2 separate regions of the Homo sapiens genome follow, and region 1 is linked to region 2. Evidence: read pairs that join two places in POLR2A ChIA-PET (ENCODE). Cell type or tissue: GM12878. All regions are shown on one strand. Links, peaks and the distances in the headings refer to the core of each region. The heading gives the core; the rest is flanking DNA.

Region 1 (5,386 bases), core at 70-5,069, 100 kb before region 2:
TTTCACTACACATCAATCTACTACTTTTTCCACCACAAATTCTCCAACTTTTTTACTCTTTCCATTCTGTTTCTTTCCCCTTGTTTGCAATGTAGTTTAATTGGAGGCCATTTTCTTTTATTATTATTATTATTATTATACTTTCAGTTTTAGGGTACATGTGCACAGCGTGCAGGTTTGTTACATATGTATACATGTGCCATGTTGGTGTGCTGCACCCATTAACTCGTCATTTAGCATTAGGTATATCACCTAATGCTATCCCTCCCCCCTCCCCCCACCCCACAACAGTCCCCGGTGTGTGATGTTACCCTAATTGGAGGCCATTTTCTTATTGCAGACTTGAAGAGCCACTATTCACTGCCTCTCAGCTGTTCTGGGTCATGGGTCTGTGGCATCTACAACCCTGTGCACCTTAAATTCAAGCCACATCCAATGAACTTTTTTTTATCAAAAACATGAACTTTCAATATTTTTCCCCTTTAAAATATTTTTTCCATTGAGATACAGCTCATATAACATAAAATTCATTCTTTTAAAGTGTATTATTTGCCCGGGTGTGGTAGCTCACACCTGTAATCCCAGGACTTTGGGAGGCCGAGGAGGGCAGATCACCTGAGCTCAGGAGTTCAAGACCAAACTGGCCAACATGGTAAAACCCCATCTCTACTAAAAATACAAAAATTAGCCAGGCATGGTGGCATGCGCCTGTAGTCCCAGATACTGGGGAGGCTGAGGCAGAATGGCGTGAACCCAGGAGGCAGAGCTTGCAGTGAGCAGAGATCGCACCACTGCACTCCAGCCTGGGTGACAGAGCAAGACTCCGTCTCAAAAAAAAAACAAAATTAGCCAAGCATGGTGGCACATGCCTGTAGTCTCAGCTACTTGGGATGCTGAGGCAGGAGAATCGCTTGAACCCAGGAGGCAGAGGCTACAGTAAGCCGAGATCACATCACTGCACTCCAGCCTGGGCAACACAAGGAGAATCTCTCTCAAAAATAAATAAATAAATATAAACTATATAATTTAATTAGTTTTAGTATATTTATGAAGTTGTACAACCATCACCACTGTCCAATTCCAGAACATTTTCATCACCCCTAAAATAAATCTCATACACATTAAGTCATTCTCTACTCCCCTTCCCAAACCCCTGGCAACCAGTAATCTACTTTCTGTCTCTAGGGATTTCCTTATTCCGGACATTTCATATCAACGGAATCACACAACACATGGTCTTTTTTGTCTGCTTCTTTCACCTAGCATAACGCAATCTTCCTCCGTGTTGTAGCATGTATCAGTACTTCCTTTTTATGGTTGAATAATATTCCCTTGTATGGATATGGCATATTTTGTTTATCCATTCCTCAGTTGATAGAGATTTGGGTTGTTTCCACTTTTCTGGCTATTATGAATAATGCTGATATGAATAATCATGTACAAGTTCTTATTTGGGCATGTTTACCTTCTCCTGGTATATACCTATGAGTGACAGATTTGGTCTTCTGGTAACTGTTTAACTTTCTGAGCAACTGTCAAACTGTTTTCCAAAGCAGATGCACCATTTTTCTTACCCACCAGCAATGTATGAAGGATCCAAGTTTTCCACTTCCTTGTCAACATTTGTTGTTATCTTTTTTTATTTTAGTCATCCTGGTGGGTATAAAGTGTATCTAAAATTTTTAAACTGGTTTTTAGAAAGGTGATTCAAAGACTCCTACAACACATGAATAGGCAAAGAGATAAACAGAATAGAACAGGAAGTTCAGCATTAGTGACATCTCCAATTACTGAGGTTAAGACAGACTTTTAAATAAATAGTGCAGAGACAAATAGGTAATTATTTGGAAAAAAAAGTAAAGCTAGATTCTTATAATAAACTACAATGGACCAAGAATCTAAATGTAAAAAAATGAAACACTACAGGCACCTGAAGAAAATACAGGTGAATTCTTCTTTAACTTTGGTGTAAGGAAAGACTTTGTTAACTCCAAATCTGGGGGCAATAAACAATAGATTGATAAATCTGACTACATAAAAAGAAAACCAAATTGCATGACAAAAAACAACAAAGTCAGAAGACAACTGACAAACCGGGAGAAAATAATTGCAGTATATACCACAGACAAGAGCTAATGAGCGAAGAATTCTTAAAAATTGAGGACAAAGGACCAAAAACCATAAAGAAAAATGGGAAAGAGACATGAACATATAATTCATAGTAAAAGATATTAAAGTGATTCTTAAACACATTCTTAAAAGTTCAACCTCACACATAATTAGAGAAATGCAAATTAAAACGATACTGGAAGAACAATTCTCACCTATTGGACCAGAAAACCTTTTAAAATAAGACAACAAATTCTACTGGTGAGACTGTTGTGAGAGAAGCACCCTCATACATTGTCGGTGGTAACGCAAATTGGTACAACCCTCTCCTAGATGAAAAGTTGATAATATCTAACAAAACTACATAAGCATTTATACATATGAATTAATATGGAGTGATTTCCAGGACATACTCTCAGTGAAAAAAATCAGGCAAGGTGCAATGGCTCATGCCTGTAATCTCAGCATTTTGTGAGACCAAGGCAGGCAGATCACTTGAGCCCAGGAGTTTGAGACCAACCTGGAAAACATGGCAAAACTCTGTCTCTACCAACAACAACAGCAAAAAAAATAGTGGGGCATGGTAGCACATGTCTAGTCTTAGCTACTCAGGAGGCTGAGGTGGTAGGATCGCTTGAGCCCGGGTGGGTGAGGCTGCAGTGAGCCAAGACTGCACCACTGCATTCCAGACTGGGTGATAGAGTAAGACTCTGTCTCAAAAAAAAAAAAAAACGCAGAGAAAAGAAAAGAGAAGAAAGAAAAAAGAAAACGTGCCAAAGAGTATCTATATAATGTAACTCTTCATGCAAAAAAAAAAAAGGGAGCTATAAGAAAATAGCATGTGTGTGTTCATTGCTGCAAAAGAAATCCAGAAAGAATAGGCCTGAAATTAAAGAAACTGATTATCTATAAGGCTGGATGGGCAGGCGGCAGAAAGGAGGAGGAAATGGAAATGGCCAGGGTGCAAGGATGAGACGGAAGTGACATTTCTTTAAGCCTATCTTTTGTAAAGTTCTGACTCCTAGAACCATGGTAATATTTCACATGCCCTTCATATACCCAAAATATAAACAAAATCAAACAGGATGTGGGGCAAATCCTAAAATGGAATACAAACACTAAAAAAATGAGTTTGAGTGTCCTACAAATTACTAACAAAACCATGGTAAAGGGAGTGGGAAAGAAAAGAACTACCAGTATCTTAACAGGATGCTCTAAGGCTAAAGACAAAAAACACTGAATATAAATGAACATAAAGTGAATATAAATCTAGTCAGTAAATGTGTTTCTCACAGAGGTATTATGGGTTACCTAGTCTGAAATTCATAGACTGAATAAGTAAATATATTGTAGATGAACAATATTACAAATAAAAAGGGCTGAATGATCATGGTGTTTGGACTGGAATCAGAGATATCAGTATAAACTCATGGTTTTTAACATAGACATATGCAGAGAGATACAATAATACAGATGTAGTATCATCGGTTAGTGCACATACATGTATGTCCTAGCTCTTATCTGCCAAAAAGTCCTAGAAACAATGACACTCCGCTTCGCAATGGCATACCTAGTACCAGATCTTGTTTCCTCTAACATTCTCCAATAGGAACCAGGGATCCTTAGAGAAGTGGTTGATTCCAGGGCTGGGACAGGGACCACGCAATATGAACCTGGAACACCTTGTGGTGTCTGAAAGTAAGGAAGTGCTCAAGGGGACTTTTTGAAGGAACACAGGAGCCAGTCTGAAGGAGTGCCTTATGGCTAAAGCTGGAGCAACGTTAGCAACAAAATAAATAATCATACCATTGGATTTTATCCCATAGAATAAAATAAACATCCGAGTCCATACTGAAATCATTATATAATTGAATATACAGGGAGAAGGAACAGCTCTTCATTACATAAGAATTCCAAGCAATAGGCCAGGCGTAGTGGCTCACGCCTGTGATCACAGCACTTTGGGAGGCCCAGGCAGGTGAATCACGTGAGGCCAAGAGATTGAGACCACCCTGGCCAACATGGTGAAACCCTGTCTCTACTAAAAACACAAAAATTAGCTGAGCATGGTGGCACACACCTGTAATCCCAGCTACTCATGAGGCTGAGGCAGGAGAATCGCTTGAACCCGGGAGGCGGAGGCTGCAGTGAGCTGAGATCGCGCCACTGCACTCCAGCCTGGAGACAGAGCAAGACTCTGTCTCAGAAAAAAAAAAAAAAAAATTAAACAATAAATGTAGACAGAAGGAAGAAAAATTTTAAATTAATGTTAATCAAAGACCATAGTAATACCTGTAGCTGTCAAGATCTACCAATAGATACCAAAATTGGTGGGCAGAAGTTTGAGAAGAAACAGGGTATATGCAGTTTCAAAGTATCCCCTCCAAGATACTCATTAACTACAAAAGAAAAGATAGTAATTTTACAGTGGAGAAGCCCCACACATCACAAATAATCAAGGTTAACAAATAATCAAATAATCAAGGTTAACATGATAAGAAGTATTGACATCATGAACCCCTTGGTACGATTCACTGAGGATACAAAATCATTTCTGTAATATTCTCACCAAAAACACATAACTTCATTCCAGTCATAACAAAATATCAAACAAACCAAAATTGATAGATAGTCTACCAAATAACTGACTACTACTCTCTGAAAGGGTCAAGGTAACAAAAGGCAAGGAAAGACTGAGGAATGGTCACAGACTACAGAACACTAAGGAGACATGAAAACTAAATGCAATGTGGGATCCTGGAACAGAAAAGGTACGTTAGTGAAAAAGCTAGCGAAACTCATATGAGGTCTGTATATTATTTTTTAGAGACAGGGTCTCAGTCAACTGACTGGGCTGAATGCAGTAGCACGATCGTAGTTCACTGCAGGCTCAAACTCCTGGGCTCAAGCCATCCTCCCATCTCAGCCTCCTGAGTAGCTAGGACTACAGGCCTGTGCCACCACACCCAGCTAATTTTTTTATGTTTATTTTTATAGAGACAGGCTCTCACTATGTTGCCCAGGCTGGTCTCGAACTCCTGGGTTCAAGTGATCCTCCTATCTTGGCCTCCCATAGTGCTGGGATTACAGGCAGGAGGCACTGTGCTGGCCTAAACTTTGATTATACAGCATGCTAACTTTATGTGGAGGCTGGGTGAGGGGAGTACAGAAAATCTCTGAACCATTTTTGTAACTTTTCTATAAGTCTAAAATTAGTTCAAAATAAAACATTTTTAAAAATATTCCCTGATGAAAAAGAAGATGAAGAGGGTATGGG
Region 2 (5,386 bases), core at 61-5,060:
TACACACATACACACATATTTTGTTTTGCTTGAGACGGAGCCTTGCTCTGTCGCCCAGGCTGGAGTGCAGTGGCATGATCTCAGCCACTGCAACCTCTGCCTCCTGGGTTGGAGCGATTCTCCTGTCTCAGCCTCCTGAGTAGCTGGGATTACAGGCATGCACCACCACACCTGGCTAATTTTTGTATTTTTAGTAGAGATGGGGTTTCACCATATTGGCCAGGTTGGTCTCAAACTCCTGACCTTAGGTGATGCACCTGCTTCGGCTTCCCAAAGTGCTGGGATTACAGGTGTGAGCCACCGCGCCTGGCCTAATTTATATTTTAAAATAAGGATCACTCTGAATGCTATGTAGAGAATAAACTATATGAGGAAAATATAGAAGCAGGGTACATACCAAAGAGTATGCCAAGAATGGGTGCACATGCTCACTGAAAGACAGATGTGATCATTTTCATAGTAACTTTATTCATAATGACCACAAGCTGGAAACAACCTAAATTTCTATCAACGGTAGAATGGGTAAGTTGTGATGTAGTCACACAATGGAATACTACACAGAAGTAAAACATGAACTGCTACTACATATAACATGGATTACTCTCACAGATACAATGTTGAACAAGACACGGAAGAGTGCATATAATTATTTCACTTACATAAAGTTTTAAAACAGGCAAAACTAATCCGTGGTGATAAAAGGGGTTGGTGGGGGCCTGGGGAACATAAGGACACCTACTGAAGTGCTAGAAATATTCTATATTTTGACCTGGGTGGTGCATTCAAGGGCATATATAAAAACCCACTGAGGTGTACACTTAATATCGGTACACTTTTAAATTTTACCTCAGTAACAAGTTGAAAATATATTGGAAGAAAGCATATAAATGAAGATGTTAATCAGTGGTGTTGTCTTCCAAATATTTCTGGTTTTTCTCCCAGGTATATGCAAGGATCACACTCCTCCTAGAACTTTAATGTGGCTATGTGATTTGCTTTGGCCAATGAAAGTCCTTTAAGAGTCCTTAAGTGATTTGCCATACTCTTTTTTCATTTCCCAAAGTTAGCACCCACACTCCTGATGGTATCTGCTTTGTCAGCCTGAGACCCAGAATGAAGGCAACTTAGAGCACAAATTGGTGAACTTTCTCTGTAAAGGGCCACAGAATAAGTATTTTAGGTTTTGTGAGATGTACACACTCTGTAGCAACTACTCAGCTGTGCCATTGTAGAACCAAAGTAGCCACAGATAATAAATAAATGGACAAGGCTATATTCCAGTAAAACTTTATTTAGATAAATAAGGAGCTAGACAGATTTTGCCCATGGACCATAGTTTGATCATGGCCAACCTATGATCTAAACCAAAGTCCCTAGGCAAGTTGCAATAGAAAAGTTGTGTGAGACAGTGAGATTTTGCCTTTGTTATTCAATGGCAAGCTAGCCCATGCTGACACAGAAATTGGTCCCTTGTTTTTTAAAATGCTAAAATACTGAACACTGGCTTAATGGTTAGCTGGCAGGCATTCAGGAAATTGCTATCAGAAGATGGAAGAAATAACTTACACAAGGGTAATTTATATTATGGAAAGGTGAAACTGCCCCTTGAGATAACCTGAAAGGCAGATCATCTACCCTTTACTAAAGAAAAAGACAGAAAAACAAAATATTTTGTAGTTGCTGTTCACTGCACTTGACAAAACGTACAGAAGAGATGAACTCAGAAAAGACTGGTCAGTTTGCAGGCAAAAATGAAAAGGAAGAGAATTCAAATTCAAGTACTTACTGGGTAGGATGAGGCAACATTTTAATATCAAAAAGAAAGATAAAAATGGGAAATCCTTTTACAAATAAATAAAAAGAGAAATCCTTTAGCCAAAAGGTTGATTAAAAGCCAGTTTTGCCGCCGGGTGCAGAGGCTCACACGTATAACACCAACATTTTGGGAGCCCGAGGCGGGCGGACTGCTTGAGTCCAGGAATTCGAGACTAGCCTGGGGAATACAGCAAGACCCTGTCTCCACATAAAAATACAAAAATTAGCTGGGTGTACTCGTGTATACCTGTATTCCCAGCTACTTAGGAGGCTGCAGTGGGAGAATTGCTTGAGCCAGGAAGGCAGAGATTGCATTGAGCTGAGATTGTACCTCTGCACTCCAGCCTGGGTGACAAAGTGAGACCCCGCCTCAAAAAAAAAAAAAAAAAAAAAAGCCAGTTTTGCAGCAAGCACCAAATCACTGGATGACTATGACACCTACTGTTAAGATCTCTGAATGACTTAATATGCCTCAGACTAAAACTCCAACTAAGATTATACTAGTTAATCCCATAAATTGGTCAAAATGGCTTAAGGAAACAGACTAAGGGTGTGGCTTTCCCACCTAAGCCTGAAAAGCCTCAGTTACCCAGAAATTAAGTTCAGAGAGGCATGGGAACAAGAAGGCAAAGGAATACAGCAAACTTTAGAAGTATACATTAACTAGATGTCACTTTTGGGTCATCTCCCTTTGGGTGATAAGGACATTCTGCAGGTGTAAAAACAAGTGAACTGAATATATAGTGACCAGAAGGGCTGAGTCAGTCTTCTACTTTGTTAAATTTACTTACTTTTAAATCCCAGAAGAGCCAAAAATCATCTGTAAAGGAAAGTAGCAAGTAAATAGCATGCCATTTTCTCCTAGTGTTGATGCCTACAAAAGGAAAAATGATTATTAACTCTTAGGCGGCATTATCTTTTTCCAATACTAAATGTAACATTTAGTAAAAACATATTGTTTTAGTTCACTAAGTAGTTGTCTAATCTTTTCCCTCTATATGTAGGTTCCTTTGGAAATTTAAAAAAAAAAAAAAAATATATATATATATATGACACTGTTTACAAAGGGTAAAAAAAAATAAGATTCTATACATGGATATGCAAACTTAATATTACATAGTGGATTTGGTGTGTATATTTGGTTTTGAATCCTGAGTTTACTACTTACTGTGTTTACCAGGGAAAACCGCAATTTGTTATCCTTCTCTCCTTTCATACAACAGAGAAAACCACAATTTGTTTAACAGTCACATAATACATATTTAAGTCACATGCTAAGCACTACACTAAATTCTGAGAATACAACGAGGTCCCTAGTTACAAAGAACTTGTCTTCATTTTTCAATTAGTAATATGTGGATAAAAGTTACCCAATGGACAGTCTAAGGCAGAATGACTGTGAAGGTCAAATAAGACTGTGAAAGAGCTTCAAAAATTGTAAAACACTACACAAATATTCGTTTGTCCAAACATTTATTGAAATGCCAGGCATTGTGCTAAGCACTAGAGATATAACAGTGAACAAGGCTTATATGGTCCCTGCCCTTACAAAGCTTACAGTCTAGCAGTGATCAATAAGCAGTAACAATAAAGTGTGCCAAGTGTATGTCTGGGAAAGAACAGGGTGTATAGGGAATGGATAGTAAGGGCACCTAATCTAGAGGGCATCAATGAAGGTTTCCTAGATGAAGTGGCATACTGAGACCTTAAAGATGAAGATAAATTTGTATTGTACCCTAAGAGCAATGGTGAAAGCAATGCAGTGACATGATCAGTAAGTCTTTTGGAGCAATTTGGTTGTAGTGTAGAAAGGAATAAAAATAAAAAACAGGGAGACTAATAAGGAGGCTGTTGCTATAATTTAGGTAGGTTGATGGCCTGAATTAAAATGGCAGCATTGGAGAATTGGTAAAAAGGACAAATGAATGGTTGGTAGTGGTAATGCCATTTAGTCAAAGAGGAAACATGAGAGGAGGAGCAGGATTGGGGGCAAGATCAATGACATGTAGTGCCTGAGACAGCAAAGAGCATTTGTTAGCAATTAGATACATCAATTAGGGAAGATCTAGAAAGGAGATATGAATCTGACAGTCATTTGCATATAAATGGTAAGGAAACCATGGAAGGAAATGAGATCAGCTAGCGAGCTGACACAGAACAAGGCAGTCTAAAACAAATTTTTTTAAAAATACGAAGAACAGATATTGAAGGGAAGAGGTGCCTGCAAAGACTAAGAAAGCACACCTGGAGATGGTATCTCCTCAAAGCTAAAGTCATCAAGTGTTCAAGTGTTTCAAGGAGGGTAAGACTATTAACAAGGACTTAGCATAGTAGAGCAATTTGAGTGGCAATACGGGACACTGGGAATACAAATCTGTCAAGAAAACTAGTAGGAATGAGCTATAGGACAGTAACTGGTAAGGACCTAATAATTTTTTTTTTAATGTACGTATTTTAACTATATTCACTGCTACAACAGGACCAGTAACAACTATATTTATTTAAAAAAAAAAAGACTGCCATGCAGTTACAGAATTACTTAATACAGAAAACAGTAAAATACACTTTTTTCTTTTTCTTTTTTTTTTTTTTTTTTTACAAACAAGACTAGCTTATAGCAAATTCTCTATAGCTAAGGGTCAATTTAAAATCCTTGGCTTATATCTCCCCCTCACTCAATGACTACATGATGCAAACTAATTTTATTAACACCTTAAGCAAAACATACTGGAATTTCACAAAATGTACAAGATTTCAATATTTAAGGAACTGGGGTTAGAAAGCAGAAGTGGCTTTCAGGTCTTCCAGTCTTTCTCTCAAGTAATAAAGCTCTGCTGTGAATATTCAAAGCTATTGGGAAATTACCGGTAGATTTTTCTGTTTTTTTTTTTCGGTTTTCCACTATGTTGTTTCTCTAGATATGTAAGCTTACTCTATTAACCAAAATCTCAGCTTGACCATTCTTGATAAGTACCTAATCGACATGTAACTTTTTTTCTGCCTTAAATATGTATAACAGGACAGAGCCCTTAAATCTGATTCAATTATTAATTCCTGATTTACAAGTGCTATGGTGAGCTAACAGAACTTATCAATGCCTTTATTGCACTTTACTAGCCAAATTTAGAAGGTTGGAATTAGTCTCTCCTATCTAGTATTCTGTCAGTTTGCCCAGCTTGTACTTTTAATTTTGCTTCTAATGGTAATCTGCCCTATCCCTTGAAATAAAATAATCTACATTTTGGGAGGGCTAATTCTTCATTGTGCCAGGCTGTCCCATGCACTGCAGGGGTGAGTGTCTTTAGGCTTAAATGCCAACAGAAGCCCCTAGTAAATATGACAACCAAAAAAGTGCCCCTACACATTTCTCAGCATCCTCTGGAATGACAGGTTACTGCCTCTAGTTGAAAGCCACTGGCACAACTTTGGTTTTTAAGCTCTTATGCCATTTATTTTAATTGCCCAGACATCAATTCCACCTAAATTCTTAGTCATAGCCTGGTTCCTTGAATTTGCTGGATTAGTAACCACAGATTAAGGTGTTTCAATAGTTAAGACAGGACTTTGGAAC

The links. Peaks named below come from ENCODE experiments on the same cell type or tissue, not always from the same donor. Only the 100,000 strongest peaks of a DNase experiment are listed, where the experiment ranks them.
Region 1: POLR2A ChIA-PET joins it to region 2 with 5 read pairs; 15 of 35 experiments call an interaction of 5 or more read pairs at or near these places.

The regions. Positions count from the first base shown.
Region 1 is chr3:36,880,619-36,886,004 of GRCh38, forward strand. All of the region lies in intron 8 of TRANK1 (tetratricopeptide repeat and ankyrin repeat containing 1), which reads right to left. It also overlaps the pseudogene CBX3P10. Among named protein-coding and RNA genes, the nearest start is that of LINC02033, 61 kb to the left of the region's middle. In GM12878, for the core only: no CTCF peak of the experiment used is centred there; no DNase peak of the experiment used is centred there.
Region 2 is chr3:36,984,595-36,989,980 of GRCh38, forward strand. EPM2AIP1 (EPM2A interacting protein 1) reads right to left here. Exons shown (of 1, transcript NM_014805.4): 1 at 449-5,386. Among named protein-coding and RNA genes, the nearest start is that of EPM2AIP1, 5.8 kb to the right of the region's middle. In GM12878, for the core only: no CTCF peak of the experiment used is centred there; no DNase peak of the experiment used is centred there; H3K4me3 peaks cover 1,634 bases; H3K27ac peaks cover 1,406 bases.